Linked DNA regions of Homo sapiens: regions 1 and 2 are each linked to region 3. A link is a loop called in an ENCODE intact Hi-C map of the cell type or tissue named here. Cell type or tissue: ascending aorta. All regions are shown on one strand. Each heading gives the region's core, and the rest is flanking DNA. Links, peaks and the distances in the headings are about the cores only. Region 1 holds the start of SIX2 (SIX homeobox 2). Region 2 has its middle 14 kb from the start of SIX2. Region 3 overlaps LINC01121 (long intergenic non-protein coding RNA 1121).

Region 1 (10,731 bases), core at 1,634-9,633, 160 kb before region 3:
GCTGAAAGGAAAAGCCCCGAGAGGACACAGTGCTCTAGGAACTCGGGGCGCCACGAGCGCCTCATCCCCTCCCTTCCGCCCGGCCGCGGTGCCCTGGTCGCTGAGGGACGCGGTCAGTACCTACCGCCACTGCGACCCGAGAAGGGAAAGCCTCAACTTCTTCCTCTCGGAGTCCTGCCCACTACGGATCTGCCTGGACTGGTTCAGATGCGTCGTTTAAAGGGGGGGGCTGGCACTCCAGAGAGGAGGGGGCGCTGCAGGTTAATTGATAGCCACGGAAGCACCTAGGCGCCCCATGCGCGGAGCCGGAGCCGCCAGCTCAGTCTGACCCCTGTCTTTTCTCTCCTCTTCCCTCTCCCACCCCTCACTCCGGGAAAGCGAGGGCCGAGGTAGGGGCAGATAGATCACCAGACAGGCGGAGAAGGACAGGAGTACAGATGGAGGGACCAGGACACAGAATGCAAAAGACTGGCAGGTGAGAAGAAGGGAGAAACAGAGGGAGAGAGAAAGGGAGAAACAGAGCAGAGGCGGCCGCCGGCCCGGCCGCCCTGAGTCCGATTTCCCTCCTTCCCTGACCCTTCAGTTTCACTGCAAATCCACAGAAGCAGGTTTGCGAGCTCGAATACCTTTGCTCCACTGCCACACGCAGCACCGGGACTGGGCGTCTGGAGCTTAAGTCTGGGGGTCTGAGCCTGGGACCGGCAAATCCGCGCAGCGCATCGCGCCCAGTCTCGGAGACTGCAACCACCGCCAAGGAGTACGCGCGGCAGGAAACTTCTGCGGCCCAATTTCTTCCCCAGCTTTGGCATCTCCGAAGGCACGTACCCGCCCTCGGCACAAGCTCTCTCGTCTTCCACTTCGACCTCGAGGTGGAGAAAGAGGCTGGCAAGGGCTGTGCGCGTCGCTGGTGTGGGGAGGGCAGCAGGCTGCCCCTCCCCGCTTCTGCAGCGAGTTTTCCCAGCCAGGAAAAGGGAGGGAGCTGTTTCAGGAATTTCAGTGCCTTCACCTAGCGACTGACACAAGTCGTGTGTATAGGAAGGCGTCTGGCTGTTTCGGGACTCACCAGAGAGCATCGCCAACCAGAACGGCCCACCCGGGGTGTCGAGTCTTGGTAGGGAAATCAGACACAGCTGCACTCCCGGCCCGCGGGCCTTGTGGCATATAACCATTTATATATTTATGATTTCTAATTTTATTATAAAATAAAAGCAGAAATATTTCCCGAAGAACATTCACATGAGGGCATTACGGGGAGACGGCAAGTCGGCGGCTCGGGGGGCGCGCTCAGCCGGGAGCGCTGTAGTCACAGTCCCGGGAGGAAGAGCGCGGTGTGGCGGGGCCTCGCCAAGAGAGAAGGAGGAGGGGCGTATGACGAGGCGGCGTTTAGGGGCTTCTGTGGCGCTGCCCTTTCTCTCTCACTTAAGTTACTAGACGAAAAGCTGACACCTGCAGCTCCCACTGACCCACATGGGCGAGGGAAAAGGCCTCAGGAGATGGCCTAGGTTCAAAGTCCCTGTATTTTCTCTCCTCTTCCCTCTCCCACCCCCTACTCCGGTAAAGCGAGGGCCAGAGGTAGGGGCAGATAGACCACCAGTCAGGAGGAGAAAGACAGGGGTACATACGGAGGGACCAGGACACAGAGTACAAGAGACTGGCAGGAGAGAAGAGAGGAGAAACAGAGAAGGAGAGAGAAAGGGAGAGACAGAAGGAGAGAATGAACGGTGGCAAGCTAGAAATCTAGAAGGAAAGCAATACAAGGAGAGGGAGAAAGACAGAAAGCAGAAAAAAGAAAAGAGAAGGAAGGGAAAGGAAGAGGAAAGGGGGAAAAGGCAAGACAAGAGAGGGTAAAAGGAAGAGACAGAGGGAGAGAGAGAATGACAGTGGTGTATAATTTATTCCCTTCTGTGGTTCAAGACTCAGTCTCCAGCCCCAAAAGGATCCTAAAAGTAACTTGTTGAAAATAAATCCCAAACAAGAACCAACATAGACAGCTATCTGCCCTACCCGGCTGTTCTACCCGCTCAGCCTGCGGGTCTTTCAGTACCTGGTGGGGCCGCAGGGGCGGGGCGCCCCTGGACACCGCCACTCCACGTCCCCAGTGTCAAGTCACAAAAGGCAAGCTCATCAAGGCAAATGGGTTCTAGGAGCCCAGGTCCACGAGGTTGGCTGACATGGGGTTGAGGATGGAGTCCTGCAGGCCATGGTGGTGTTGCAGTGGGTCCGCTCCACCTCCGCCTGGCACCGGCACTGGCACTGCGCTGGGGCCCGGAGGGTGGCCCAGGCTGTGCAGGGACGGCAGCCCAGGGGGCGGCGGGCTGAGGAGCAGTGCGGGGCTGGATGATGAGTGGTCTGGCGTCCCCGATGGAGTCTTCTCATCCTCCGAGCTGCCTAACACCGACTTGCCGCTGCCATTCAGCGGGTTGTGGCTGTTAGAATTGGAGTTCTCGTTGTTCTCCCTGCAAGTGCGGGAGCAAAGCAGCGGGGTCAGCAGGGACATCGAGACCACCCAGCGCCATCTCAGTCACAGTCAGAGCCAGCCACCAGCCTCGGGAGACAGATCCCGGGCTTGTGGCCTGCGGGTGTTTTCGGTTTCTACCATTTCCTCGACCTGGTCTGGGTTCTCCTTTCTGCCCGTTCTCTCCATCTCTCAACACCCAATTTCTCTTGCCCCTCTGCCCTTATCGTCCCCACCTCTCATGCTGTCAATCTCATCAATATCTTTTCTATATTTCCTCTTTCCCCCCTTCCCCAATATTTCTTTTCAGGAACAGAGGTGCAGGAGAACAGGGTTCCCTGAAGTTGTGGGGTGAGCCGGGAGGAAGAGACGATGCCTGGATTTTCAGATCACTCTAGGCTCCACAAGCCAGGTTTGCTGGGTAGATGTGGGGCTAGCAGGTTAAGGAACCCTGGATCCCAGGTCAAGGGATTTAGGGCCTCTCACAAGACTTCATTTCCCTTTGCTTTTTCTGCCCGAGGGAGACCCCTGGCTGGGAGACAGGCTCCTGGGGCTAAGCGTCCTTTCCCTGTAGCTCCAAACTGGGCAGCCCTGTGAGGGCTCTCCTTGCTGGGCCTAGAGACAAGGGTCCAAGGATGGAGGACTCCCTTTCCGTGGTGGTACAGTGAAAACGTCAGCTCGGAGACCAGAAGCTTGGGGGATAAAGGGCAGCCCCTGGGAGAAGGCCGAGGCTTTTCCATTGTAACCAGCCACTCCGGGAATCTGCAGCTCTCATCTGGGGCCTGGTCTGAGAACCCAGGTTTTCAGGAGTCTGATCACATGCCGGTTTGGGTGGAGGGGGACCCAGCAGAGAGAACCCACCTCCTTCTATGCCTTTGACTGACAGCTCCTCCCCAGATTTGGATATTTAAAATCCTGGGTAGGATCTCTTGTCACCAGCTTCGGGAGGGTTTTTCTTTCTGCTTTCCTGGGAGGGAGCTTCCCACAGGGCTGGCAGCTGAGACCTCACCACTGTGGAAACTCCAACCTCAGGGTCTCAGATACCTGGAAGTATCTGAGCCTGCAGCACTCCCCCTAAGATGTTTCTGGTTCAGCACCCTCACCTCTGACCCTGATCATTCAAACTCAGGGTGGAACACACCCCATATCACCAACCCCAGGTGTCCTGTTTTGCTCTTACCCCGGGCTGGATTCTGTTCCCATAATAAGTTTCTCTCCAGGTTTGAGGTCCTGAGGGGTTATAGGGCAGGCAGTGGCAAGGGCCTAATGATCAACCTTTAGGCTGGTTCAGGAAGTCCTGGTTTACCTGAGGACATCCAACTCCCAGCCCCTCTGTGCCTCTCAGCTCACCGCAGACATTCCGACCTACCCATCAGAGGTAGGGCCTAAGGAGAGAGGCATCAAGGGCCTGGAGTGCCAGGGAAGGGCGGCTATCTCTAGCAAGGCAGAAAACAGGGCATGCGTCTCTTCTCTCCCAGAACTGACACTTCCTCCCTTTCACCTCTGGATCCTTTCTAAGGAGATAAAGGACCCGCTCTCAACTCCATGTGACAACGAAAATTCATGGCCTGGCTTTTCCCCATCCAGGTCATTCTAGGGAAGTTCCAGCCCCAGTCCCGACCCCATCACACTTTGGCCTGGAGCTAAGGCTGGGGGGAAATGCCGGGAAGCACCACCAGCAAGAAATCTGCAAATCCCCTTTCATCTGGGCTCAAACCCCTCTGTCCTGAGGATGACCAGACCTACTGTGCCTGCCTCACAGGGGATACAGGCCCACAGTTCTGCGCTGCCCCGAAGCTCTCTGCTTCTCCACCCTTTTCCTCTAGCGACCGAGTAGTTAGTTGACAACTTCCTGAATTGCTCTGCCCGCTTTAGACAAATCCCTGCTCGCCGGGTCTCCGGCATAGAAAGGCCTAAGCATCGTCCAAGTCAGGCCGGGCTGCCGCTGGGCTGTGGCCGGGCCTGGGGGCCCAGTTTAGGCCTCTCCGGGGGACCGGCAGAAGCCCTGCGAACCCCTCCCTTGGGCCCCGGGGAGCTGGCGCCGAAGAAGGTCTACTTACTCGTACCTTTCCTTGGCCTCGGCCGCCCGGTCGCGCTGCCGCCGGTTCTTGAACCAGTTGCTGACCTGTGTGGTGGTGAGGCCCGTGGCCTCCGCCAGCTCACGCTTCTCGCGGGGTGAAGGGTAGGGGTTGTGCGCGTACCACTCGCGCAGCACGCTGCGACTCTTTTCCTTGAAGCAGTAGCTGGTCTCCTCGCCGTCCCAGATGGAGCGCGGCAGCGGGAATTTGCGGCGCACGCGGTATTTGCCCACGGCGCCCAGGGGTCGGCCGCGCAGCTTCTCCGCCTCGATGTAGTGTGCCTTGAGCCACAGCTGCTGCAGCTTGGCGTGGTTGTGCGGCGAGAACTGGTGGCTCTCCAGGATCTTGTAGAGCTCGCGGAAGTTGCCGCGGTGGAAGGCCACCACGGCCTTGGCCTTGAGCACGCTTTCATTCTTGTGAAGGTGCTCGCAGGCGGGCAGCGACCACAGGAAGCGGCCCAGCCGCTCGATGTTGCCGCCCTGCTGCAGCACCTCGCACACGCACGCCACTTGCTCCTGCGTGAAGCCGAAGGTGGGCAGCATGGACATGGTGCCGGCTGCGTCCCCGCCCGCCCGCGCGCGCCCTCACCGGGCCGCGCGGTCCCGCATGGGAGCTTCCTCGCCGGGCCGTCCGGGCCGAGACGCGGGCGGGGCTGGCCCCCTGGCCCGGCACTGGCCCCCGGTGAGCCCCGAGTCACTGCCGTACGTCCCCGCGCCGGCCGCGGGTCCCACGAAGCTCCGAACCCCAACGGCCCGCGCGCCTGGCCCAAGCCCTCGCCCAAGCCCGGGGGCCGCCCGGGGCGCCGCTCCGCATGCTCCGCGCCCGCCCGCCGTTCCCTCGCTCGCTTCTCACTCGTTCTCCCTCCCGTCTAGCTGGCTCTCAGCTTTCTTAATAATATTATTCTAAGCGGGCATGAGGCGCGGCGGCCCGCGCCCTGATTGGTCCGGTTATCTGACCCGGGGCCTGCCAGCGCCAGACAATAGTCGGAGTCAAATTATTCGCCATGGAGACGCTGTCAGTCACTGGTAACCCGAGCCTCGGCGGGCCGGGCGGCTCCCCCCGGCCGGCTCCGCTGACAGATCGCCCCGCTCCGCGCAGAACTGAGGGCGGCTCTACTGGAGCCTGGGGCGCTCTGAGAGCCTGGGAGGCGGAGAGGGGCCGGGTTGGGGCCGGCGGCGGCGGAGATTGACGGGGCGGATGCCCAAAGAGGGAGGGAGGAGGAGGACAGGAGAGCGGGGGGAGCGGGCGAAGACGAAAAGGGGTGGATCGAGGTGGGGAGAGAAGAGGAGAGAAGGGAAGGCGGAGACCGTTTAAGGGGGTGTCCAGGAGGAAGGGGAGGGAGAGGGGTGGAAGGAGACTCCAGGGGAAGAAAGTTTGGGCAGCTTTGGCTAGGAGAGGGCTCTGCAGCCTCGCCCAGACCCTACAGGGTTCCCCTTCTCCCCAGGTCACCGCGTCCCTCCCAGGCTCTCTGTTCACCGGGCACATTCTACCCCGGCGCAGGCCAGTGGGATGGGAGAGTTTGGACGTGCTCGGGTGCCGCCCAAAGACTTGGCTTTTTCTGCTGACAGCGCCCCACCCCCATCCTAGAAACTCTGGACTCAGCGGTCCTCGAGGGAAAAGGGGAGGGAGTAGACGAAAGAAATGGGGAAGATTTGGCAGTGGCCGCAGGCGGACGCCGGAGAATCGACTTCCCGGAGGATCCCGCCTTTCCTCCCTCTCCTAGCCCCGCCGGCTGCCTGGCGGCCTGTACCGCCCCAACTCTGCGCTCTCTGCTCCTCGCCGGGCGGGGACTCAGACTTAACCCCACGGGTCCCACAGCCCGAGGAGCGCCAGGCAGTTCCGTGTGGCCTCTATGGAAGCTGACTCCGGCCGGCAGCTGCGACGCAGAACCCCGGACGGCGCAGACCCGCAGTCTGCCCACCGGGGCGGGGGAGAGGGGCGACGGCAGGGACTCTAGGACGGTGGTGGGGCTTCCCCGGTGGGTGGTCGGGGAGGAGAACGGAGGCAAGATTCCCAGTCCTCCCGCTTCGCCGCTGGGGATCGGCTCGGCTCCTGGCCACTCCAGCCTGGGAACCGGCTCGCTGAGCTCCGGGATGAGGTGCTTTAAAAGGGGGTCCTGTTTTTTGCTTCTTTGTCAGGGTGCCAATGGAAACATGTGGTGCTGGTCCTGTGGGAGAAGGGCTCGCACAAAGGTGGGAGAACTGAGGATGGGTGTGTTCTTGCTCTACGTTTTGAAAAGCCCGGGGCTTAGCTCCTTCCCGGACATGTCCTTTCCACTTCCTTCAGTTTCCTCCTCTTCCCCCCTCAGCTGCTGCAGGCCAGGAGCTCCTAGGGCCATACTCAGTGCCTGACCCAAGCCAGCACAAATCCTGGGCTCTGCCCTCAGCCAGTCTAGGGCTATGGAACCCGAGTCTAGGCCAGTTCCTTCTTTCCCACCCTTTTATGCTTTCTATGGAGTTTGTGCTAGGAGCGCGGAATGGGAGTCTAGAGCCCTGGGTTCAACTTTTGGTTTTGCTTGGTGTCTATGGTAAGGCATATATTTATGCCTTTGTGTTTATTTCCTTCTCTGCAAGATTTCAAAAATTTTCCCTGTGCTGCAGCATTCCGGAAGTCCTTTGGGAGTGTTGTAGGCATGAGAGAATGGAACCCTGGGACTCCTCTTAAGACTTTAGCTTCCAGGGGCCTACCCTGGCATGTTGAATGAGGCCACAGGGCTGACAAAGTAGGTCCCAAGCCAGTGCGGGTGCAGAAAGGGGAAGCTTTCTGCAGAAATCCAGGTGGCATCTTTAGAGTCTGTATCTGTGGGCTGGGAGGAGGTCTGCTGTGTCCAGGCCACCCTATCCAGAGTCCTATGCACTGCTGCACAGGGGCTGCCCCAGAGTTGGATCTAAGGACCCTGGGAGACATGGAGAAGAATTTACCGCAGACTGTGATGAGGTTCAAAGCCCAATTTGCTGACCTCCAACAAAAGTGCAACGTACTCTTTTCAGCACGTCTCCTTCAGCTACGTGGTTAAAAGGATTCACCTGGCTGGCTGGTCCCAGCCCTGGCAATGGCCATCTTACATCTTAGCGTGCTTAGGCTGGGGCTGCAGAGGAGCACCCTGGTCTGGTGTGGGTGAGTGAGACCAGGCAGTCACTTCCTGGTATGAGACCCTGGGCCAGTCCCCAGTCTGCTCTTCATTCTCTTCCACTATTAGATTGAAGCCTGGGTAATCTCTCAAGTTCCTGCTGGTTCTGGGATGGGGTGGGTCTAAGAACACTAACCCTGAAAAAGCATACAATCTCTGCAACCTCAGCCACAGCCTTCACCATGAATGTGCCACTCCTCTGACCCATGAAGCTTTAAGATTAAACTTCCCCCAGGACTGGGTCCCGCCTATGTTCAGTGAAAGCAGATTTTTCTGGAGCTTCAGACTCACTGTTCCTCCAAGTGCTGCCCTCTTTGCAGCCCCTGGGCCCTAAGCCCATGAATCAGACCTGCCAGGAGCCTCCAGGCAACACTAAGCAGCACAGAGAGAACAGAACAGACATGGGGCCTGCCACCGTGGATAACATACTGTGTGCCATATGAAAAGTCATTACAGAGGAAGCACTGAAAACCTGGAGCACCGTTACCCGATGTATGGGTGTGTGTCAATATGCCCCTCATTCTCCTCCTCCCCCATGTATGTAGAAAACTGGTTCCAGCACATCTGGGCCAGAACCTCTTGGTAGCAGCAGTAGCTGGGTTACATGCTGAATGAGGGTCTCCTCACACTCCTTAGCCCCTTCCCTGCCTGGCCCATTCCCCGATAGTCTTTGCCACAGAACAGAATACTTGGGAGGTGTCTGGATGAGGATTTAATAGCCAGCCTGAGCCAATGACAATCTCAGCCCCCTAGTTGCAGTGCCCAGAGCAATTGCTGAGAGGCCTACGGGGTGCCGAAACTTTTGGTTCTACCTCACTCCAATCTCCGGAATCCCTGTCCTCCTTCCTGTCCAAAGACCCATTCCCAAGAGGCTTGTGCTTGCTTTTTATCCAGCAAAAACGGGAGAAACTCCATGGCTAGGGGGAGAAACCTTTTCGGAACCATGGAAATTTGAGCTTTACTGAAACACCTCCTTTCACCTCCAAGCTTCCCTGAAGTCCCTGGGAGGATGAGACTTTCTGGAAAGCAGCAGCAGGGGTGGGTGGGTGCTCCCCAGTGATCTCAGGCTGATGGAATAGCTTTGTCCCAGACGAATTGTCAGGGACAGTTTGGGGTCTTTGTGCCTGGAGTTGGGCAGGAAGCGCCCAGGACAGAGCCAGAAGGCACCTACTGTCCGGCGCCCATTGGGCAGCCCAGGGCTGGCACACCGCGCCCAGCGGGTGCACTTCTGGGCAAAGGAAGAAGTCAGCCCACTGGCCTCCCGAGGGCTTCCCTGGTTTTGGGATGGGGCCGTTTCGCAAAGAATAGGGTAATCTAGGAAGAAGGAGCTGCTCTCTGGCTATTTCCAAGGCCAGCGGATGGGTAGGCCTTTGTTCTGGGCAAATCAGAAACCTTGTTTGTGACAGAGGGAAAAAGAGAAGGGGGCGGGTGCTCGGTGCCAAGTCAGGGGACCAGAGCTTTTTTTTTTCGGTTTGTTTTTGATCTTTATTTTTCCAGCCTATAAAGGCGGCAGAAATCCCCTGGGTAGACTCTGGCCCTGGCGCCGCCCGCCTCGGGCGCTCCATGCTGCTCCGCACCTCGGGCTCTGGGATGCTCCGGCCTGGATGGAGGCTCTCCGCCCTCTCCCAGCTCCGAGCGCCCCAGCCGACATGGGCCTGGCGCGTTCCCCAGACAGTCCCGGAGTTCTCTGGGCCTGGGCGACGTGTTTCGTTGAAAGCGGGCAGGTGGTGCCGGGCGGGGCTGCGCTGAGGCTCCGGTGCCTCCCCACCTGCCCCTCGTACCTGCCGGTCTGTCGGGTCCCGGCGGACGCAACCAGCTACTCGCAAACCCTGCACCAGCGGTTTTCCGTGTTGTCCTAAGAGGGGCAGGTCAGGGCGAGGCCAGTCGGCTCACACGAATTCTCTGTGTCGGAGAACACGCCCCGCGACGTTCCGAGCCCGGGCAAGGTTGAGAGGCGCTGGGCTCCGGGCGGTCGCACTCTTGGAACCGCGCGAACCGCGGCGTCGCCCGCGCCGCACGTGGCTGGGGCAGTCACAGGCCCCGAGAGCTGGAGCAACGGGGTCACCGCCACCCCTCTGCCCTCCAGGCCTTCACCTTGAGACCCACGCGGCAGCCTGGAGGGCCCACAAGAGCAAACGGTTTAGAGGCCGCGGGCTCACGAGGGATCTTGTTCAAACGAAAAGAACGAGCACAGGGGCTCGGGGCCAGCCTGGAGGCCGGCACAGAGGCGAGTCGGCCCGGGTGGCGCCGGGACCAGGCGGGATTTGGGGCGGGTATCCGGGCCCGGGCGCTGGCAGCCTCCCTGCGACCCCCGGCCCTGCGTCCCCGCCCGCGGTCCCGCCTTAGTCCTGGAGTCCCTTCCTGGGCCCCTTCGCCTGGGTGCGGAGGGGCGCGGGCGCGGCGGGCAGGGCCACGGGGCGAGGGGACGGGCTCGCGGCTTTGGGTTCAGGGAGCCGCGGAGCTCCACCGCCGGGTTGTTTTGCAATGGGGCTTTGGAGAGGTTGCGCGTCCCGGGCCCCATGGCTCCGCCGGGTCTGCACGCCAGCGCCCCCACGCGGCGGGCCCAGAGTTCAGGCCGGCGGGGCTGCGCGCTCGGCTCCCCGCAGGCCTGTAGCCCAGGAGGGAGAGGAGGGAGAGGACGCGGAGAGGGCCCGCTGGTTCTTCCCTCCTCACCCCAGCACTGACCCGCCTGTGCGCTGGCACGGAGGGCTCGAAAATCGGGGCGCGTCCGCGAAGAGCGAGACCTCGGAGACAGACACACAACCCAGAGGTGCACTAGGTTGCCAGACGGTCTGATCACAGGATTCTTGGGGGGATAGACGCTGGCTTTTCTCCATCACACGTTTCCCCTGCAACGTCTGGGTGCCCAGGAAATGTTTGAATGGATGCCTGAATGACCAATCGGGTTTGACTGACAGCAACAGCTGGGAAGTGACCCGGCCAATAGGAGAATGGCCCTCTTCCTCCTCTTTCCTCCCGCTCTTCTCTCCCAGCCCCCCCTCTTACTCTCCTGTTCCTTGGAGGGGAAGTCTCAGAGAGTGGACGCTTTCCTTCAACCAGGAGCCCTG
Region 2 (10,731 bases), core at 1,859-9,858, 150 kb before region 3:
TTGCCCTGGGTGCTTCCCTAGCCTTTGTGTGTCCTCCTAGTTCAGGCACTCCAGAGGCACTCAGAAATCTCTGCCCCTGCTCCAAATTCCTGAGGGAGGGTATGAGGGTGGAGAGAGAGAGAATCTTATAGGCTCCTCTTGGGTCAGTGATTCCCACTCTGATCAGTGATATTCAGGTTGGTGGGTGGGAGGGATTCTATAGCCCACTGCCCAATCAACAGGGACTGTGAGCCCAGACTTGGAAGAATGAAGTGACTGTACCACTGCGATTCATGTCTGCTATCAATGTGAGAGTCTAGTGCTTGGTACATAAGACGTATTAAATAAATATTGATTTCCTTTCTTCCCCCTTCCTCCTCGCTCCCCAATGTCAGTCCTTTTCCAAGTTGCCCATCACAAATCAGCCAGAACAACCAATTTAGAACACAGATAAGATTGTGCCACTCTGTCTTTACATTCCTCTCATGGCACCTATTAACCTCAGGATGGTATTTAGCCTCCTTACCATGGCTAATGGGGCCCTTTGCTATTGGACTTTGCACATATGAGCAGCCTACCTCTCCCCACTGCCCACTTCTTCCTCAAGGCTTCAGCCAGCCTGAATAATTTGCAGTTCTTGGACTCTTCCACCCCTTCTGCAGCTGTGCATCACCACGACCTATGCTCCTGTAGAGAAGCAGAAGCCCCAGCCTCATTGACTCTGGGTTCAGTTGTGTGACAGGCTTTGATCAATGAAATGTGAGTGGATGAGCAGAAGCTTTTAGAGACATTGCAAGTTGCCACCATGACGCTTCCTTCTTTGTCCTGCATACCCCAGATAGGTGCTGCTCCAGCCTGTGTCACAGAATGAAAAGGAAGGTGGTGCAGAGCTCCATCCTGAAGCAAAGTCACAGATGCCCTGCAGCCTACGTTCAATATGAGCGAGGAATAATGTGTATGATTGTAAACCTCTGAGGTTTGGGGGTTGTTGGTTACTATGGCAAAGCTGAGTAATGTATTTCCCTCTCTCACCTCAAATCTCCCTAGAAATGTCTCCCTCCTTTCCCAATCTCTTAATCTTTCAGGACTCAGATTAGATGTTACTTTCCCTGGAAAACTTTCCTGACATTCTTCTTCCCCAGGTCAGGCCATGGCCCTACTCCAGTTCCCATATGACCTTCCTGTCCTCACCCCCAGCATCACACTTATGTCACAGTGCTCTCACCCCTTGATTTCACACCTGATGGCACCATGACTGGGAGCTCCTTGAAGGCAGGGACTATATCCTTCTGGTTCCTCACTCCTCACCTTTTAAGTCCTCAAAAAAGATTTGTTGAAAAAGGAATGAATTTAGTTGTATGAGTAATCTTCTACCTGTGTGGTAGATTTTGTTTTCTAAAGATGACTACAACATCTCCCATCCCATGTGCTTTTCTTTTCTTTTCTTCTCTTTTTCTTTTCTTTCGTTCTTTTTTTTTTTTTTTTTGAGACACAGTCTAGCTCTATCACCCAAGTTGGAGTGCAGTGGTGCAATCTCGGCTTACTACAACCTTCACTTCCTGGGTTCAAGCGATTCTCATGCCTCAGCTTCCTGAGTAGCTGGGATTATAGGCACATACCACTACACCAGTCTAATTTTTATATCTTTTTAGTAGAGGTGGTGTTTTACCATGTTGGCCAGGCAGGTCTCAAACTCCTAGCCTCAAGTGATTGGCCTGCCTCGGCCTCCCAAAGTGCTGGGATTACAGGTGTGAGCCACCGCACCTGGCTCCACATGCTTTTCTTTTAATGTGACTTTGACATTGCTCTAGTTGAGAGGTGTGTGTGTGTGTGTTTCTCTTAAATCTGGGTGGCCTTGTAAATATGGCAGAAGTAACACAATGTGACTTCTGAGGCTAGGTCATGAAAGGCAGTACCGTGTCCGCCTAGTTCTCTTGGGACACTTGTTCTTGGAACCAGCCACCATGCTGTAAGGAAGCCCAAATAGCCTGTGAAGGGGCCCATGTGCAAAAGAATTAAGGCCCCTTAGGCTTGAACTCTCAAGCAAGCACCAGCACCAATTTGCCAGGCATGTCAGTGAGCCATCTTGAAAGAGGATCCTCCACCTCCAGTCACGGTGTCCCAGCTGATGCCACAAGGAACATAGAGAAGCCATTCCTGTCAAGCCCTGGCCACATTTTATCCATAAATAAAACAAAAAATTGCCCTTGTTTTAAGCCACTAGGTTTTGGAGTGATTGCTACACAGCAATACATAATCAGAACTTTTGGCTTTCCTCTTAGTAATCCAGTTTTCTCGTGGATCTGAGTACCTGTCCTGAGCTCCAGACCCCTGCCTTGGGCCTTAAGAACTGTCTCCCCTGGGGATCAAATATTATTCTCACACCCCTAGCCACTAGCTGGGGCAACTCTCGGATGGATCTTAGCCTCTGGAACTCTGTGGCTGCCCCCTATCTGGCTTCAGGTAATACATTCCCCAGTGTCTGTTCCCTACACTAGGGGCAGGCGCAGTGCAAAGGTATCACAGGGAAATGAGCATAGGCAGAGAACAGATTCAGACTGGGAAGGTCATGAGCCCTTCATAGGGTGAGATTTCCTCTTGGGAAAGGCTTACATTAAGCCTACAAGGTTATTAAGTGATGTCTTTTGCAGCCCTAGCAAGACTATTTAGAATTCTTTTTAAACTTTTCTTCCTTTTTTTTGAGACAGGGTCTCACCCTGTTGCCCAGGCTGGAGTGCAGTAATGCGATCATAGCTCATTGCAGCCTCAAACTCCTGGGTTCAAGCAATCCTTCTGCTTCAGCCTCCTAAACAGCTGGGGCTAATTTAGAGTTCTTGCTGAAAGGATATAGAAAGGGACTCACACACATAAACACACACATAGAATCAAATACGAATGTACATGCACACATGTAAGTAAACATACATATAGGCAAGTATCTGTCTCAACACATACATATAAAAATACATTATAATTAGTAGGAATGATGGATATGCATATTCATAGTCACATGCAGATATAATTTCTGAAGCCATGGGGACTGGTTTGCCTTCAATGTGCCACATGTTTCTGGGTCACTCCCAAACCAGTTCTTTATAAGGGACTTTAGTCACAGTTTCTAGTGATGGTTTTGGGGGAGGGAGACTTGGTTGGTAAGAACAGTAGAACCTGAAACTAGAAAATGTAAACAAACGGCCAGGCACTGTGGCTGACACCTGTAATCCCAGCACTTTGGGAGGTCGAGGCGGGTGGATCGCGAGGTCAGGAGATCGAGATCAACCTGGCCAACATGGTGAAATCCTGTCTCTACTAAAAATACAAAAATTAGCTGGGTGTGGTGGCACGTGCCTATAATCCCAGCTACTCAAGAGGCTGAGGCATGAGAATCGCTTGAACCCAGGAGGTGGAGGTTGCAGTGAGCCGAGATCACACCATTGCACTCCAGCCTAGTGACAGAGCGAGACTCCGTCTCAAAAAAAAAAAAAAAAAACAAAAAGTAAACAAACTCAGTTACTGAACTTTCCCCCTTCTCAATAGCTAGCGCTCTTAATTGGGAAAATTTGTAAGCTCAATCTGTTATAATCTTTGTAGTTGGGACTGTGGTCATGTAGCACATGGCTGGGGCTGTGGTCATTCACAAGGAATCTGTAATTTCTACTACCTTTTTTCTAGCCTATATTTAATCTGAGAAGTTTCTAGGAGGTCATACGTCACCTACGTCAGTACTTACAATGCCCACCAGCAATTCAATCCAATCTAATCTCATTCCATTCCAGTCAATGGACAAATATATACTTCTTTTCCCACAGTATAAATCTGAGGAGTATTTACGCTGCCTCTACTCTATACCCAGCTCTGTGTTAGGCTGTCAGAGGGGGAAGGCTAGCTGGTCAACAAAACTCACCTGTGTGAAGCAGAAGAGAGCAAGACCACCCACCACTCCTCACCACCATGATTGGGACACAGGTGTGCCTAGGTGGGCAAGGAAGGCTTCTCGGATGGGGAAGGTGGTCTTGGTCTGGGGTTTGAACAAGGAGAATTAGGATAGGGGAGGTGTGCCCCTGAGGCTGAACAGGTCTGGGCGAACAGGAGGAAACCATACTATTTCCTTTCTCAGCTCAGAGACTAGGCACATCTTGGCCTTGTGTTTGCTTCTGACTTTGGATCAAAGGAAGCAGGGAACCCCAGAGTCTCCTATTTAAGACTATAAGCTCCGTGAGGTCAGCGTGTGTGGCTGTCTTGTTCGTCATGGGGTCCCCTGCGTCTGGCTTGGCACCTGGTGTGTGGCTTCCTTGCTTCTTCTCTTCCCAACAATTCTCCACCGCAGTCCTAGTGACTTTCAAAATGTGTCACATTACTTTGATGTTTAAAATTATCTGATAGTTCCCCACTGCCCCCAGCACAAACTCCCTATGGAGATCTCCAAGGGCGAAGGTGATCCAGCCCCTGCTTCTCTCTCTCACTGCTTCTGATGCTCTTTCTCTGTCTCTTTGCTCATCATGCTTCTGCTGCCCTAGCTTCCTTCCTGTTCTTCAAATGTGCCAAACTTGTTCCCACCTCTAGGCTTTTACCTTGAGTGTCTCCTGCTCTCTCCACTGTATAATTATGTTTTATCTTCACACTTACCACCATCTGAAAGTATCATGCTTGTCTGATTATCGTTGACTGTTTCGTTCTTAGAGTATAAACTGCATGGCAAAAGGGACTTTGCCTGATGGACTCATGGCTATATCTCCAACATCTGGAACAGTGCATGGCACACAGTAGGTCCTCAATAAATGTTTGTTGAAGAAAGGAATGACTAGCAGTATTATGGTGCACAATGACTTGTAAATGACTGCAGGCTTCAGTTCCAGCCCTAACTGGGTCAGGTGAGGAGGGACTGCTGCCTTCCTGATCTACCTTAGCCGTACCTGAGAAAGCCTGCTAGGCTTTGTGTTTGTCGCCTATCTCCCTCCAGGTGTCCAAAGTGAGAGATTTCTGGGAAAAGCTGAAATACGTAGAAATATACAGAGTCAACCAATACACATTTACTCTGGCCATATCAGATGATGGTGATGGATGGCAAATACAGTCTGGTTGAAGAGAGAGGACTGGTGCTAACAATATCATCTGAGAATCATGCTGGACAGGATGAAGTTAATGCATAGAGCAGTGGTTCTAAACCTTTTGAGGTCAGGGACCCCATTGAAAACATGAAGAAAATGTGTCTTCCCAAGAAAATTCTCACATGCACATAGACATGAAAGGCAGCCTTCAATGCAGGGACTCACAGACCCCAGCATCCCTCCACCAGCCCTGAGCTCACCCCTGGATCCATGGTGGGGGCAGGCTGACAGAGCTTCTAGATCCACCAGTAGAAGGCCTCCTGCTTCTTCCTCGGGAGTCCTAGCACCCCTTTGGATCTAGAACAGGGCGTTTGTGTCCCTTCATAGCCACTAGTATGACAGGCATGAGAATGGGAAATAATCTTCACACTCCCTCACCCCATCCTACTGCACCAGGGGTCTGCCATCTCATCTAGGGCAGAGGCCATTCTTAGCCTTTAGTCAATACTGTCGGTTTCCTCAGACATCAAATACTTTTCCTTTCTCATAACTGTTCATAATTTACTGGATTAAATAATTTCTCCCTCCCTTCCTTTGCCCAGCCATAATGAACACAGAAATGGTCCAGCATCTAGCATGGCAACTTGTACCCCGCAGAAGCTTTTTAAAAAGTCTTTTTGTTAATTTATAAATAGTAGCTGTCTTTTATTGAGTGCTCACTATGACACTGAACAAGGGGCTTGAGAAGAAGGATTTGTGACTCCCCTGACAACTCTCTAAGGTGGAGACTGCCATTAGGCCCATTTTACGTAATGGAAAGTGGGTACTTGGGGTGCAGGGAGGTTAAACTAGGGACAGAGAAGGGAGTTGAAGCAAGGTCTGCTTGCAGAGTCTGGGCATGTGGCCACTGTCCTGTATTGCTACCCTGAGCAGCAGGACTGTTGAATTCATGTTGAATGCACTGACCATGCTTTGGATTCGGCAGGAGCAGAAGGTAGGAGGGGAGAATCCAGGTGCTGCTTGGTGGCCAGGTGGGCTAGTCAATGCCCACATGACCAAGCCAGGCTGCCAGGCCAGGATGCTTCTCCCCTCCTCCTGGCATGGTCCTGGAGCCCGGGCCACCTGATCTGGGATGCAGCGACGGGTGGATGCTATGACACTTGCTGGTATTCTGTATCAGTGGTAGCCAGGGCAAGAGGGAAACTGCCTCAGTGGCAGAGCTGGCTCATTCTGGAATGGAGATTGATTTCCCAGTGTCCCCTCCTGCCTCTCCGGAGCTGGTTGGTGTCAGGGAGGATATTTTTGTAAGGATGAACTGTTCTTGAATGTTTCCTGCAGCTGCTGGCCCAGGTCTCCCTCCAGCAGTCACAGGGCCTGTTATGTACACCTCCCTTTGCTTCCCAACATATTCAAATGAGAAGAAGTCCCCTCTCTGAAGAGCCCCTGGCTCTCAGGAACCAGCGGGATGCAAGAGTGGGAGCAGGCACGGTGGCTCCCCACCAGCCACCTGTGGTGTGGGGGCTCAAAAGAAGCTGTGTATTTACAGATTCTTCCTTTAATACAGGGCTGCAGCTGTTTTGAGGAAGGATTAATTTTCATCTTTCACCAGCTCAGAGAGGTCCTGGGCAGACATCAGGGAGAAAGAGTGACAATTTGGGGAACCCTAAGAGGTTTTGATTTATCTGGTCTCAACTTTCTCATCTATAAAATGGGGTTGCCAAGTCCATCAACAGGAGGTGCTCTTTCTCCATCCCTGACTGGTTAGAAGGTTGGCAGAGTAGCTCACACTTCAGGTGCCCAGATTTGACATGGCTGGGCTCCGAGCCTGGCACAGTGACATCACAAAGTCAGCTGGACCCTCTGTGCTTCCTGCATGACAGAATGAAAGTGGCTTTTTTTTTTTTTCATTTGGAATCCAAGATGCTGAGTCATTCACCAGCTCAGAAGAGGAGATTTTGTTGTAAAACAATCCAAAAGGCCCCTCCCCGCGTCCTTGCCCAGCACTCCAGGCCTCGCCCCAATGTTAATTCTGAGGGGATGCCTCCAGGAAAGCATGACAGCAGATGGAGAGGGCGGGGCTGGATGAAGTAGATTCTGGGAGGAAAACCAGGGTTTCAGAGTTTCCTAGGGGTGAACCCAAGCCAGGCATGTGCCCTGGGGGACCACGTATACTTACTTTCTTCAGATTCTATGTTATTCTTAAAGTCTTTATTGATCATCTATTGTGTGCCCAGCCATGTGCTTGTCTTTGGGGACCCTGAAAGGGAATACAGTTCCTAACCTAGATGACCTGACCATTTAGCTGAGGGTGGGGGAGACAAATGTAGCTCACCAGATACGGTGCACCTCCCGAAGAGTATGTGCTCAGTGCTTGGTGTGTGTTACAGGCAGGCCCGGAGAAGGTGGGGGGAGCTGGATGAAGGGAAAGGGACTTGGAGAAGAGGCAGAGGGCACAGCGGAGGGCATTCCAGGAAAAGCTGTCAGTCTGAGCAAATGAGTAGGAATGGTTTTGATTAGTAGTGGTGTTAAGGACACTGTGATGAGATTAACCAGAATTGAAGTAAATGGCAAACATTGGAGCAGTGTAGGGTATGGATTATGGAGGACTGGCTATCCACCGAAGACTTTTGAGCAGGAGAATATCTGAATAGAGTTGATTTTGGCTGCATAGCAGGCATGCAGGATGGTGCAGGTCCCCAGGTTTCTGAGTCTAAGCCCTAACTTAATCCTGAGTTGTTGCTCTCCTGGCTTTCTAAATGTAGCAACCATCCATCTATCCATTCATTTATTATCGATCTATTTATCCATCTATTAATTACTCATCCATCTATTTATTCATCCACTCATTCCCTTATTTTCCTCTTCACTGGCCTCTAGTGTAAGATCCTTCTCTAGGCCAGAGACACTGTGTTCCCTGCCATATTCCTGGTTTCTAGCATCGTTCCTGGTACATAGTAGGCCCTCAATAAATATTTTTGAGCAAATTCTCTCGCTGAGCATTCACTCACACATGTACACTTTGCACAGGATATTGAGTCCATTCTGCTCTACTTTTTGGGGGAGCCATAGCTGGTTATTTGAGGGGGTCCTAGAATGGTTCTTCAGTATCCCAACAAAGTCCTAGAGAGATCCTTTCCCCACTAGTTTAGACAAGAGCCTTGAGCTTTGAGAGGAGACCTGAAGGCTAGTCCCAGTTTTGCAAAGACAAAGTATGTGGCCTTGAGCACTAACATTTTCCCTTTGTTTCTTTGGCAGATAAATGAATAAGCTTGGGATAAGAGAGCTTTGAGAGTCATCAGACTCTGACAGGTTATAATTCTATAACCTTAATCCTTCTCATTATAGGGCAAATAAAACTATGTTAAAAAACTGTTGGAAATCAGGCAAGGTGGCTCACACCTGTAATCTCAGCACTTTGGGAGGCTGAGGCAGGAGGATTGTTTGAGGTCAGAAGTTCCAGACCAGCCTCGGCAACAAAGTGAGACCCTGTCTCTACCAAAAATAAAAAATTATCTGGGTGTGATGGCGCACACCCGTGGTCCCAGCTAGACAGGAGGAAGAGGCAGGAGGATCACTTGAGCCAGGGAGGTTGAGGCTGCAGTGAACCATGGTCATGCCACTGCACTCCAGCCTGGGTGACAGAGCAGGACTCTGTCTCAGAAACAAGAAACAAAACAAAGCAAAAAACAGCAAACCTGCTTGGATTCAATCAAAGGAAAGTTTCCCCAAATTCAGCAATTTAATAGGTTTCTCAGCAACATGGAGTCTCCATAGCTGAGTAGCTAAGTGTTTTTCAACCCTGGAATAGAATTATCTTCTGGTAGTCCCAGTATGAATGCAATACCCCACTCATAATTAGGAGAATCCAGCAGTGCCCAGAAAGCAACTTAATTGCTCTGAGACTGAGTTCCTTTCCCTGATTAAGTCACTTAATAAATGACCACATCAAGTAGCCTGAGGCTGGACATTTCCAAGGAGGATCTAAATCCCTTTTAATTTTCAGGGCTGTGTGCTTTCCTTTTGCAGCCTCGAGCTGCAGTGCCCAGCCTGCCATCTGAGAAGCATTTCTTCAAGGTGTCAAAAGGATGTGTCATGCATTTGGAACGAGGGCTAAATTAAAAGGCCGTACGACACATAGTTACATAAATTGAGGTATTTGGGCTGTTTCCTCCAGTATAAACTACTCATTTGGCAGTTTTTTCTGGAGCAGAAACACAGTGTGCAGTGGGACACTTGCCTGACGTTTACACCTCCCCACATGCATACGCATGCACAAGTGCACACACATGCGCAAGTGTACACACATGCAGTCAGGAAGGGAAGTGCAGGATCCCCTGAATTGGACATATCCATTTGGCCATATGGATTTTGTTGCTCAGAAGAGGCAAAGATTGGTGACTGATAACTTGGCACTTCTAATTTTCATACTTGCTTCTGGGAATGGCCCTGGGACTTGGTCCCCTTGCCTCTTGAGAGACTTGGGTTCTGTGATGAACTCATATAGCATGTTATATTTCTTATTTTTATTTTTATGATTTTTTTGAGACTGAGTCTCACTCTGTCACCCAGGATGGAGGGCAGTGGCGCGATCTTGGCTCACTGCAACCTCTGCTTCCTGGGTTCAAGCAACTCTCCTACCTCAGCTTCCTGAGTAGCTGGGATTAAAGGCATGCGCCACCACGCCTGGCTAATTTTTGTATTTTTAGTAGAGACAGGGTTTCACCATGTTGGCCAGGCTGGTCTCGAAGTCTTGACCTCAAGTGATCCACCCTCCTTGGCCTCCCAAAGTGCTGGGATTACAGGCGCGAGCCACTGCACCCAGCCATATATTTCTTAACTCGGAGAGGAGAAGAAACTTAAGTGATTTAATCCAACTGCCTCAATTTTAAGATGAAGACACCAGTGCCCACTAGTGCATAGCCCGAGAAAGCCAGAGCCAGTGCCAGGCCCCAGGTTTTTTGGTTCTTTATACCACATTCCCTCCCCACCAAGGTTTAGAGGGCATCATTTGCACCAGTCAGCAAAGTGACTGTCCTTGTCACTTTAGCTTTTGCTTTGCCTGGCAACTGGGCTGATGGGCACAGCCCCAGCCACACAGCAAAGGCACTGTAGTAGCTAGTCTCCCCAAAAGCCTCCCACTATGGGTCAACCCTCCCAGAATTCACACCAGTCCCTCCTACACTAAATCTGGGCTGGCCCTTTTAATCACCAGAATGCAGCAGAGGTAAGTAACACTTTGTGACTTCTGAGGCTGAGTCATAGAAAGCCTTGCAGCTTCTTCCTTGGACTCTGGAAACACAAGTTCAGGGAAAAGCCGCTACTGTGTAAGAAGTCTGATACTCCAGACTGCCATATTGTGAAGGAGCTCAAACTAGCCATGTGGCAAGAATGTGTGGGATGTGTGGGGGCCATCATCCAGTGTTCCCACTATCCCTGCCCAGGTGCCAGACATGTGTGTAAAGAAGCCTTTTGGGACACAGCCTAGTTGAGGCTTCAGATGTCTTTAGCTCCTGCTGACATCAGAAGAGACCCAAAGTGAGAACTGCCCAGCTGATCCTATGCAACCCCCAGAACCATGTGAAATTTATTTATTTAATTTTATTTTTAAATTAAAAAAGTAAAAAAATTTTTAAGAGACAGGGTCTCTTAAAATTCTGCTACCCAGGTTGGAGGGCAGTGGCACAATCATAGCTCACTGCATCAC
Region 3 (10,731 bases), core at 1,083-9,082:
GAGCAGCTCCGCTCCGCGCACGTGGCTGTGGGCGCTGCGGACGGGGGACGGCAGGCGGGGGACGGCAGGCGGGGAGTGGAGGGTGCAGTGCCCGCAGGTGCCGACGGCTTCCTCCCAGAGCCCTTCGCGCCGCGCCTTGCCTGGCTGGTGGCGCGGGGAAACCATGGCAGCATTGCGGCTCCGGCGGGCGGGCTCTGCGCGGGGCCCCACCGAGCTTTCCGGGAGCCTCTCCCGCAGCCGATGGGCATCTAGGGGCGCAGAACGAAGAGTGGGCGCCGAAACGGGTGTAGGCGCTGGAGGCCGACGGGGAGGCCCGGGGCGGTCAGGCTTCTCGGTAGAGAGGGCCGTGCACCTCGCGGCCTGCGGGCTAAGGCGGGGAGCCGCTCCTGCGGCGGCCGGGCGCGCGGACTGGAGGGAGGGAAGCGCCACGGACTGGGGAACCGGGGTGACGGGGAGACGGGGGGGCTGGTGGGGTGAGGTCGGCGGGCAGCAGCCAAGTGTTCTGCAGCTCCGAACCCCGCCACCCTCTGGGCGAACGGAATGGCACCCGCGGAGACGGGCGGGGACGGGCGAAAGCGGGTTTGCTCCGACCCGAAGCTGAGCCCGGGTTGGAGGGCGAGACCGTAGGCGAGAATGGCCGCGCGGGCTGGGAGACCCGGGCCGGTATGGAGTGAGTGGAGCCGCCCGAGGTAGGGTAGTTGGGGATGGTAGTTGTGAAGACAGTCGGAGTCTAGCTCCGGGCAGACGAAACACCGGGGCGCGCCAGGGTCCGTTTCCTCCTTCTCTCTGCTTTCCCACCAGCCCTGTAGATACGGAGCCAGCAGTCGGGCTAGAGCGGAGGCTGAGGGTCGCGGTTCCAAGGGCGGTCTCTCGCCCCGGGTCAGGCCCCACCCCGCGGTGGCGGTCGCGTGGCGCTGTCCTGGAGTTGAGCTGTCCCCGCGCCGCGGCCCGCACGCCCAGGACCGCACACCGCCGCCCGCAGGCAGAGACGCCTGCAACCTCGCCCTCTCGCCCGGCTCCCAGCTCGGGGCTGGGAACCGGAAAGGTGCATTTCCGTGTGGGGTGGGGGCGATTCCCGGCTGTCGGCGGTGGGGCTAGGCCTTGCGGCGGATGAGCCAGACCTTCCCGGCTTTCCAGCCAGCCGGGTTCGGGATTTCCCGACGGTCGGACGGGTGGAGGCGAGGATGGGCCGCTATCCCCCAGCCTCTTCAGGAAGAAGCCGTAGGGCCAAGGAAGGGATGGGTGACGGGGCTCACACCATTCCAGCGCTGCCCTCGAACTCGCGGGCCTCCGTTCCCTTTGCAGTCACTTGGTGTGCGCCCCAGTCCCGGGCAACATTACTGCCCGCGGGCGCCTTGTGTGCATGGCTGCTGCCTGCGGCGCACCGGCCTGAGCCTGGAGGGAGGTGCGGGGCGGGAGAGGCGGCCCTCCCTGGGTCTCCCCTGCCTGTCACATCTGCACTTATTTAAAGCTCGGCTGGTGGTCCGCGCTCTCTGGAATGCCAGTTGCGGGCCTGGCCTCCTACGGCATTTGCACTGATTAGCTAGCGGGTCATGGGGGAGATGAGGGGCTTAGGGGGGCAGACCGGAGGTTCACAGTATTCCGCCTGCCTCTGTCCCGCGTGCTAATCGGAGCCCAGTGATTCCCGCTGCACCAATGGCTGAGTGTGTTAGGGAGCAGAAAACCGAACTTGAAGGATGTTGGATGCGTCTGGGAACCGGCCATTGCCACTTAGTAGTATGTTGTGGGCCGGCGCGCACACATGACCCTAAATCTCTGCAGGCTCTAGCGCTGAAGCGGGCGGAGAAGGGGAACAAGTGCTGTGACCCCAAGTCCTAAAAGTTTGTACGCAGTGTCTGGGATATGCAGTATCCTTGATGCGAAACTCTTAAATGTTTGCTGGTGCAAGTCCATACAAAACGAGGTTGGCCTGCCTCGCTTAAAATACCGTACACAAAGCGTAAAAAAGGCACGGGCAATCCGCATCGAGGACGCCACCCCAAGCGCAAGAGGCCCGGTGCAAATTCATCGCTGAAAAACAAGCTGGGTTCTAATTTACTGTGACTCCCACGGGCGCAGGGGTTGGGAGGAGAAGCAAAGGGGGACATTTTTTTATTTTTGAAGCCTCAAAAAGTTCGATCTGATTTTGCATTTGCCTTTGGACTTGGTATAATTAAGGGTGAAAATAAGGCCCCTCTGTATTTCTATTCCCCTTTGCTTTTCTGCGGAGCTTTTACCTCAGAGGAAAGTTGTTTTAGTAATCTGGGAAAGAGAAACCATGTGCTGAGTCAGCAAAAACGCGGCACCAGGCCAGTTCAGCTCAATTATACTGCTGTGTGTAATGTACACACTCTATATGCCTTTGTGGAAATAATGAAAAATATATTAGAATTCTCATGGCATAGCAATGCCCACGAAGCCTGTTGGCAGTTGAGAGCCAGATTTCCGTGTCTTCTAATACAAGGAAACAGGTTCTGAACATGTCTTCTAACAAGCCTTAGATCCAAGGCCACTTAATGTGAGAGGACAAGAAAAATGCAGTTCTCAAAACAACACAAAATATTTTACTTTTTTTTCAAATGGTCGTGTTACAGAATGCTTAAATACTCCTTTCTGCTTGTGTTCTTCTGACAAGTGTTCAAGGTGGCTCCAACAGATGGAATCTTAATTTTTATTTTGCATCATTAAATGCATTTCTCAAAACTGATTCTTGAAAAGGTCTGAAAAGTCTCCTTGCAAGTCCCGTTAGAACCTTGACCATGCATTCTCATTTGTGTGGAAGGAATAAATGTTTTCAGAGTCACTTGGAATGAAACTCTCTTAAACTACTAAGCAATTATTTTTCGGAATAATTGCTTTTAACTGTCCAAGTGTTACCTGAATTTGCAGTATGTGAACATTTCAGCTGTTAAGCAACAGTCTAAATTGTGCTTTTTAATGACACACATTCAGTATTTCTGGGGATATTTCTTCATAGTTATTTTAATTCTAAGAGTTTAGTTGCAGAAAGTGACTTTTGAAAAACAAAAATAGCATATTACATAAAGAACTAACCAGAAGTTTGCCTCAGTTTCATTTGTCTTTTCTACCTCAAAATGTGAAATTAGTACATCTTTTATGCTTTTACTATTTAAAGTCTTAAAAATATATAGTTGTGTTTCAGTATAATGCAGAAATATCTGGATGTGAAAAATTCAGTCTGTCACCCAACTTCCAGATGTTTGGTACTACGCAGACAAAACATCAGAATGAATGACCAAATTTTTTTCTCTACAATCCAGATGGCTTAGTGCCTCTTGCTTCTATAAGGAAGCATATTTTCCTTTCTCTAAACATCACATCCTACTGTAGCCCACATAAGGCATGATTTACACTCCTTCAGCTACAAAATGTTAGGCCATTTGGAGTGCAGCAAAGCAATCAGTTAATGAAACTATATGTTTTGGTGAATGTAGTCCAAGTCCAAGTGTTAGTGTGTACTTAGGAGGGAGTGGTGGTGGTGGAGTCAGAAATGGGAAGGTAGGAGAGTGAGCGCCTTGTTCAATGGGAGAATAACTTGGCTAAAAGGACACAGCCTTCCAAAAATCCATCTGTGCCATCCATAATCGTAATAGGTGAAGTGGAACATTTAGCAGCTTCAACAGGGCTGCCTTTTGCCTGAGATGCAGCTGGACTGTGAAATGTCCATCGTGTACTGTGAAGCTTTCTTTCCCTACTGTTCCTTCTTGGAGCATTATAAAATGGAACAGATGAATGTAATGTAACATTATAACATTAGGACTCATGAACATTATACAGGTGGAAAAATTCTCTGTTTTAAAAGTAAAAAGGCAAGTAAGTGATTTAAATATTCATATTGTTATATGGTGAATATTTAAGTCACTCAAAAATGTAGTGATGATGAATGGATTTCTCTTCCTATGACATGTCACCGCATTTTACAGTTGTTGAACTTGGGGCTGAAGACAGCAACATTTTTTCCTTCCCCAAAGTCAAAGAGATTTAAGATCATGAACAGAGAGCCAGAGTTTCTCTGCTTAAACATGTTGAGAAAGAAGGAATAGATATAAAGAGACTTCCACTAGAATCAGCAGATGAAATCAAACCCAGAATGAATTCCATTCTATTTATTAACCTCACACTCCCTGGATTATAGAACAGTGTTTAGATAATGAATGGCAATGAATGTTAAAACATCATAAAACCTGACCACTTAACAATCGCTGCAAGAAAAACATACCATTTTAAATAGACCTTCTTACAACTCAGAATCTGGGCCTTGGATAATAAGACAGGATTTTATACTGGCCCAAGGTCAATTTTAAAGAATAGTTTATGGGAATCTAGTAGAACCTTGGGGTACATATACTGAGTAAAGAGACTCAAAAGTCAAGTGGGAATCTTTAACACCATATAAAACAGAATCACAGTTACTTTTCTTGATTGGATGTTTTCACGACTTTTTTGGTAATTCATTTATTAGAATAATAAACTGACAGAGCTGGAATGGACTTAGAGCTCATCCAGGTCTCTGTCTTTATAGATGAGGAAATGGAACCAAAATGAAAGGACCTATCTAAGGCCACACAGTCATTACAAGAAGGGTCAGAACTAGAATCACAGAGTTCTAATTGTGAGTCACAGAGTCCAGCCCTGTCTCCAGGACAGCTTGCCTTTGAATCACTATGACGTGGCTCAGCGTTACAGATTTCCTAGTGGTGTCCAAGAAACTGACACCCATCACTGCAGGCTGGAAATGGCTCAACATCATTCATTTGTATTACACATCTAAGAGCTATAAAACAAACCCAGTGTGAAGGCAAAGTTTCCCCATTTGTCTCCAGAATAAGACAGACTATTGCAAAAACAGAGCTAATAAAACTCTGTCAACTTCAACAACTTGGTTAGAGGTCCTGATAACAAGTGACAGCCTTAGCTTTTTACAGACAACTTATAGTGCCTTGGAAGCATGTCATGTGCAGAATCCGCTACAGTGTCTTTGAAAATAGCACAGTCAAACATTCAAAATTTAAGTGACGTTAATGGGGAAGAGAGGAGGAGGTGGTGGTTATAGCCATGTCTACACTACTCTTTACAGAAGACATAGATGTCAGTGGTCCTTCACTCGTCTCAGAAAACAACTCACGACTACAGCAGCTTGCATGATGAAATGGAAGGTTAGGATGCAAGGGGAAGGTGGAGGGTGGAAGATGGGGTTGGTGGGTCATATTAGATAGCAATATGAAGCATACTGTTCCCCAGTTTTGAGGAACTGGGGATCTCACTAGTTCTCATGGTGTGAGCCAAGGAAATAGACTCTTATGTGATGTTATCAAAGCTTTTCTGTTTAATGTTTTATTCAACATCAAATGAGAACATAGAAGCATTGCTTCTAGGAAGGGAAGACAACCCCTGACTCCTACACGAGTATTCTGCTCCAGGAATTGCAAGGAAGTTTAAGGATTAGGAGAGATGGGGGTAGAAGGAATGGGTGAAGTCAGGACTCAGTATGGTTGGCCCTCTATATCTGTGGGTTCCGTATCTGTGGATTCAACCAACCTCGGATGGAAACTATTCAGAAAAAAAAAAAAAGGATGGTTTCATCTGTACTGAACGCATCATAGGCTTTTCTTTCTTGTCATTATTCTCTAAGAAATACAGTATAACAACTATTTACAAAGCATTTACATTGTATTAGGTATTATAAGTAATCTAGAGATGACAAAGTACACTACATAAGAGGATATGCATAGGTTATATGCAAATACCATATAATTTTATATAAGGGACTTGAACATCTGTGGATTTTGGTATTCTTGGGAGGTTCTGGAACCCATCCCCAGTGGATACCAAGGGACTGTGTATTTGGAGTTATGAGAAAAGAATGGTCATGTTTTGATTATCTTGTAGAGAAAGGAGTTCTTGGTAAGGCCTTCCCTCCAAGCTAATTCAAAGTTAGTGCTCCCTGAGAAGCAGGATCTGGCCAGAATTTGAGAGAGCGGGATGCTGGGAGAAGAGGTCTATATTTTTAAAAAATGCTTAGGGGAGCAACTAAACCAGCAAAAGTTAAACCAAATAAAACCATCATGCCCACTTACCTCTTTAATTTACTCTCCCAAACAGATCATCATTTGAGCTATTCCACTGAAGTCAAGCATGAAATCTATTTAGCTGGATAGCTACCCATTTCCTGTGACCTGCAAAAGAGATGCCCTATTCTTTCAGGATCCTTGGAATGCCACATGCCCAGGCCCACTGGAAAACTGGGAAGGAAAACTGGAGCCACATGCCTGGGCCCACTGAGATTCATCACCCTTCCCCTACAACCCTGTGTCAAGGAAACACAAAGATAGAGTGGATTTCAGCACCACCCAATGCAGACGCATGGCTGCTAGTTTATCAGCATAGGTCAATGAATGGTTTTAAGTTGCTATGGGTTTAAGAGGATCTCTTAGTTGATGGGAATTTTTGAATCTTTTTTTTGCGTGGGACCCTTTGGCAGTTTTGTAAAATGTACAGACTATTTCTCAGAATGTTTCTAAACGTGTAAGTTATATTGAAATTGGCCAGGCACGGTGGTTCATGCCTGTAATCCCAGCATTTTGGGAGACCGAGGTGGGCGGATCACTTGAGGTCAGGAGTTTGAGACCAACCTGGCCAACATGGTGAAACCCCGTCTCTACTAAAAAAAATACAAAAGTTAGCCAGGCGTGGTGGTGTGTGCCTGTAATCCCAGCTACTTGGGAGGCTGAGGCAAGGAGAATCGCATAAACCTGGGATGTGGAGGTTGCAGTGAGCCAAGATTGTGCCATTGCACTCCAGCCTGGGTGACAAAGCGAGACTCTGTCTCAGAAAAAAAAACAAAAACAAAAATATATATATATAGAAATAAAATTATCAAGATTTTTTTAAGAAATAAGTTTGTGATATATTTCTTTGTTAGCACATCAAATGCAAGATCTAGTGGTGAGTCTAATAATTTCTGTGATATTGAAACAATGATAAGCGTTAATGATAAATTCAAAATATCCTCAACAACTATAATGTGATATGAAGGTATCTGTGATTTCTATTGGTGAGAAAGTCACAGGTATTGCTAATGCATCTGTAGCTTGTTGTCTACATTCATAATGAAAAGAAATGCTAATTTTTAAATAATGATTGGTAGAAATGAAAATGTAAGTTTTTCATCCAAGTTTATGGACTTCTGCTTTTCCTTGATTGCATTTGCAAATCTCCTTACTTCCTCTTGAAGAACCCCTTAGAGGGAGGAAGAGGGGGCAGTTCTAATAGTACCTTAGAGATATGAAATGAGATGGTCACAGCCATATGAGTAGATTTTGATTGGATTACACTGGGCCCAAGTTTGGAGTGTCAACATTAAACCTGTGATATAAGATCTTGTTCCTAAGATGAAAAGTAACTTTATATTGTAATCCTGTAGAGTTGAGATCTTGAGAAGCATTCCCTTGATAAGAGGACACTGGAGGAAGTGTCAAAATCACCTTCAAAGTAGGAGAGTGGTAACCAGAGCCAGGAAGGACTTGATAAGGATGAGTGAATCACCTCTGCTTGGTGAATGAGCCCAGGGTGGAGCTCAGCCTCCATCCAGGGAGCTTCAGTCTCCATCCAGGGAGTCTTTGTCAAGCAAACAGAGCAAATCCCCAGAGAGGAGGGGATCTGCAGTAAGGGTGGGAGAGGCACATGCAGATCAGGCAGAACAGCCTGTAGCCTGGCAGCAGAGAGCAGAGAGAGAGCCCAAGCAGGAGTGTCTTCCTGAAGAGTAGACAACGATTGATCATTTAAACTTCATTCAAATTAAGAACTTTCACTTATCAATAGACATTACTGAAGAAAATGGAAAGGCAAACCACATACTGGGAGGAAAATATTCAAGACATATATCTGACAGAAGATTCATATCCACCATATCCACAATATATAAAGAGCTCTTACAAGTCAAAAACAAATACAACCCAAAGATCATAAATGTACAAAAGACTCCACAGACACTTCACAAAGAGGATATCCAAATGGCCAGTAAGCATTTGAAAAGGTGCTCAATATCATTAGTCATCAGGACATGCAAATTAAGCCTTCACTCAAATACACAAATTGCAGAAGGACTGAAAAAGTAGAAATTCATGATGTCAAGTGTTGGAGAGGATATGGAGCAACTGAAACTCACACACTGTGGGTGGGAACGTACACTAGTATACCCACTTTGGAAAGCTTTTAGTATCTACTAAAACAAAGCACAAATTGATGCCCAAGACCCAGTAACTCCATTCTTAGTTATAGGCCCAAGATTGGATTTGTCTACCAAAAGACAGGTACAAGAATATAGCTTTATGTATTTTATATATTTATAAATATAAATATTCATTTATATAAATATTTATCAACTTTATTCACTATAGCATCAACCTGGAAAGAACCCAAATTGCAGTATATTTACACATAGGAATATCACGTAGCAATGAAAAAGAACAAACTATCACTATACACAAAGTGGGTGAACCGTATAGTCATAATGTAGAGCAAAAGGAGCCAGATGTAAAAGAGTATACACAGTATGATTCCATTTATGTGAAAGATGAGAACAGGCAAAACAAATCTATGGTGATAAAGGTCAGGATAGAATTTACTTTTGCAGGATGGGGAATTGATTGGGAGAGGACACAAGGGCACCTTCTGTGGTGCTGAGTTATAAATATTATTGACTTTCTGAAAAGTGATTTGGAAATGCAGTCAAGTAAAAGCAGACTGCCATACTGTAGATTCACTCCCTCTGACTCTGGTTTTATATTACAAAAGGATTTCACTTGGGCCATAGGAGCATGAAGAGAGTACAAGGGCAAGCTACAAACTGGCAAACGATTCTTGCAATAGACGTATCTGATGAATGGCGTGCATCCAGTTAAAAAATGTGCAAAAGATTCAAACTTTATAAAAGAAGATAACCAAATGGCTAATAAGTGTAGGGAAAGTTGCTCAATATCTTTATTCGTCAGGGAAATGCAGATTAAAACCACAATCCCACAAAATAATACACGCCCACGAAATGACTGAAATACCAAAGGTGGGCAAGCATTGAGCAATGGAACTCTCCCACACTGCTGATGGGAATGAAAAATGGCATAGTCATAGTGGAAACCAGCTGTATCTACGAACGCTAAGCATGTGCCTATAAGGCAAGAGCCCTTCGTGACTGGTCCAGGAGCCCAGTTAAATAAGAACAGGGAGAAGGACCAGAAATCTTGTCTAATGAAGTCTGCCAGGCTTAGGAAACTCTATTTTAAATGTTTGGGGTTTTTTTCCTTAGATTTCTAGCAAAGTTCTTTTTTTTTTTTTTTTTTTTTTTTTTTTTGCAAAATCCCAGCATTATCTTGGTTTAATTAAAGGAGAAGGGGAATTGTCTGCTTCGTTCAGAATAGTAAGGGAAATGAGAAGTCCAGTCTGCTGGTGGACATGGCTGGGTCAGCAAGAATACCTGGGAACACTGTGGAGCCCTGGAGTGAGTTGGCAAGTCAGGATAGTTCAAGGTTTCTCTTGTGGGGCCCCAGGGGAAAACACTGAGAAAGCTACTCACCTCCTTCTACCACTGTCCAGGAAATGGTCTATCCCTTCTTAGAGCTCTAGCTGCCCATGGGTGGCACAAACAACATGTGTGCCTTGCACAGAGGTGTTTCTGCAGCCCTCACTTCTGTACTGGTAAGCCAGTGCTGCAGGAACTGGCATGGGAGCCTGGCAACAGAATTGAGAATCCAGCTCGGGAGGGGAGGATGAAGGTGATGGGGACGAGGACTTGGGGTAAGGGGAGCAAAGTGGCCGAAGAATTAAGATGACCAGAGCCAACAGAAGGCCCCCCTTCCAGCTCTCCTCTTGTGAGCCCATCCATCAGCATGGCCTTCTGGCCCCACATTGATGCTTCCCATGAAAATTGGTGCCGGGATGGACAAGCTCCAGGGTGACTCAACAAACAGCAAACAGCACAAGGATGGCTGGGGATTTGACATCTGTTCCATGTCCCATAATGAAAACTTATTTCTCCTAAACACTGAGGATGGCAGCTACAAATACCAACCTTTGTGGCTCACTGTCAACATATTTTTTCCTAGTTTGAGAATTTTCTCAGGAGATGCAACCGATGATGCACCCCAGACTCCCCAAGTCACATGTCAAAGTTCCAACTTATGGCAACTCAGTCCTTGAACAAAATGTGAAGTATAAGATACTAGCCCTCTTGTGATAGAAAGGGGTTTTTTTGTTCATTTGTGTTTTTTTTTAGGTTTCTATTAAACTTAGACCCCTTTCACATGTGTTGTTCTGTTCATGTGTTGTTTGGAAGACTGACTTTTCAACCTCATATTCATTGTTGTCATCATCCACCTACATGTATTAGGCACTTACTGTACGTAGAATGCTGTGTTTATCACAGAAGCGTTGTATATAAACTCATACAAGGTATCCATAGGATGACCAAGGTCTTGTTATTAAATCCCAAGATACCATTCATTCATTCATGCACTCAGAGAATCATTTTGTCAGCCTCTACCATGTGCCCAGCACCATGTGGCTGTTGGTGACACAACAGAAAGCAGCAGAACAGAAGAAGTCTCTGCCCCAACAGTGCTAATGGTCCAGTAAGGGAGGAAGATTTTAACTTTTTTTAAAAAATTTTATTTATTATTTTTTTGAGATGGAGTCTCGCTCTATTGCCCAGACTGG

The links. Hi-C counts contacts between places; a loop is a spot of excess contacts. Peaks named below come from ENCODE experiments on the same cell type or tissue, not always from the same donor. Only the 100,000 strongest peaks of a DNase experiment are listed, where the experiment ranks them.
Region 1: a loop joins it to region 3, with 7 times the contacts of the local background. A loop is called at or near these places in 8 of 110 quality-filtered maps.
Region 2: it touches region 3 in a loop (2.5-fold over the local background); 9 of 110 quality-filtered maps call a loop at or near these places.

What each region holds. Positions count from the first base shown.
Region 1 is chr2:45,004,030-45,014,760 of GRCh38, forward strand. It overlaps SIX2 (SIX homeobox 2), which reads right to left and starts at 5,423. Exons shown (of 2, transcript NM_016932.5): 1 at 4,522-5,423; 2 at 1,153-2,456. The coding sequence starts at 5,081. The coding sequence ends at 2,141. RefSeq lists enhancers at 1,757-2,300, 2,301-2,844, 4,118-4,891, 5,896-6,495, 8,759-9,579. In ascending aorta, for the core only: a CTCF peak has its summit at 5,025; DNase peaks (open chromatin) are centred at 4,541, 4,874, 5,662 and 6,212; H3K4me3 peaks cover 4,285 bases; H3K27ac peaks cover 2,669 bases; H3K27me3 peaks cover 693 bases.
Region 2 is chr2:45,018,182-45,028,912 of GRCh38, forward strand. No RefSeq gene overlaps it. Among named protein-coding and RNA genes, the nearest start is that of SIX2, 14 kb to the left of the region's middle. In ascending aorta, for the core only: a CTCF peak has its summit at 6,754; a DNase peak (open chromatin) is centred at 6,940; H3K27ac peaks cover 1,016 bases.
Region 3 is chr2:45,169,017-45,179,747 of GRCh38, forward strand. LINC01121 (long intergenic non-protein coding RNA 1121) reads right to left here. Exons shown (of 6, transcript NR_033831.1): 5 at 6,099-6,197; 6 at 5,325-5,571. Among named protein-coding and RNA genes, the nearest start is that of LINC01121, 81 kb to the right of the region's middle. RefSeq lists enhancers at 76-576, 1,442-2,071. In ascending aorta, for the core only: no CTCF peak of the experiment used is centred there; a DNase peak (open chromatin) is centred at 4,705; H3K4me3 peaks cover 491 bases; H3K27ac peaks cover 1,827 bases; H3K27me3 peaks cover 84 bases.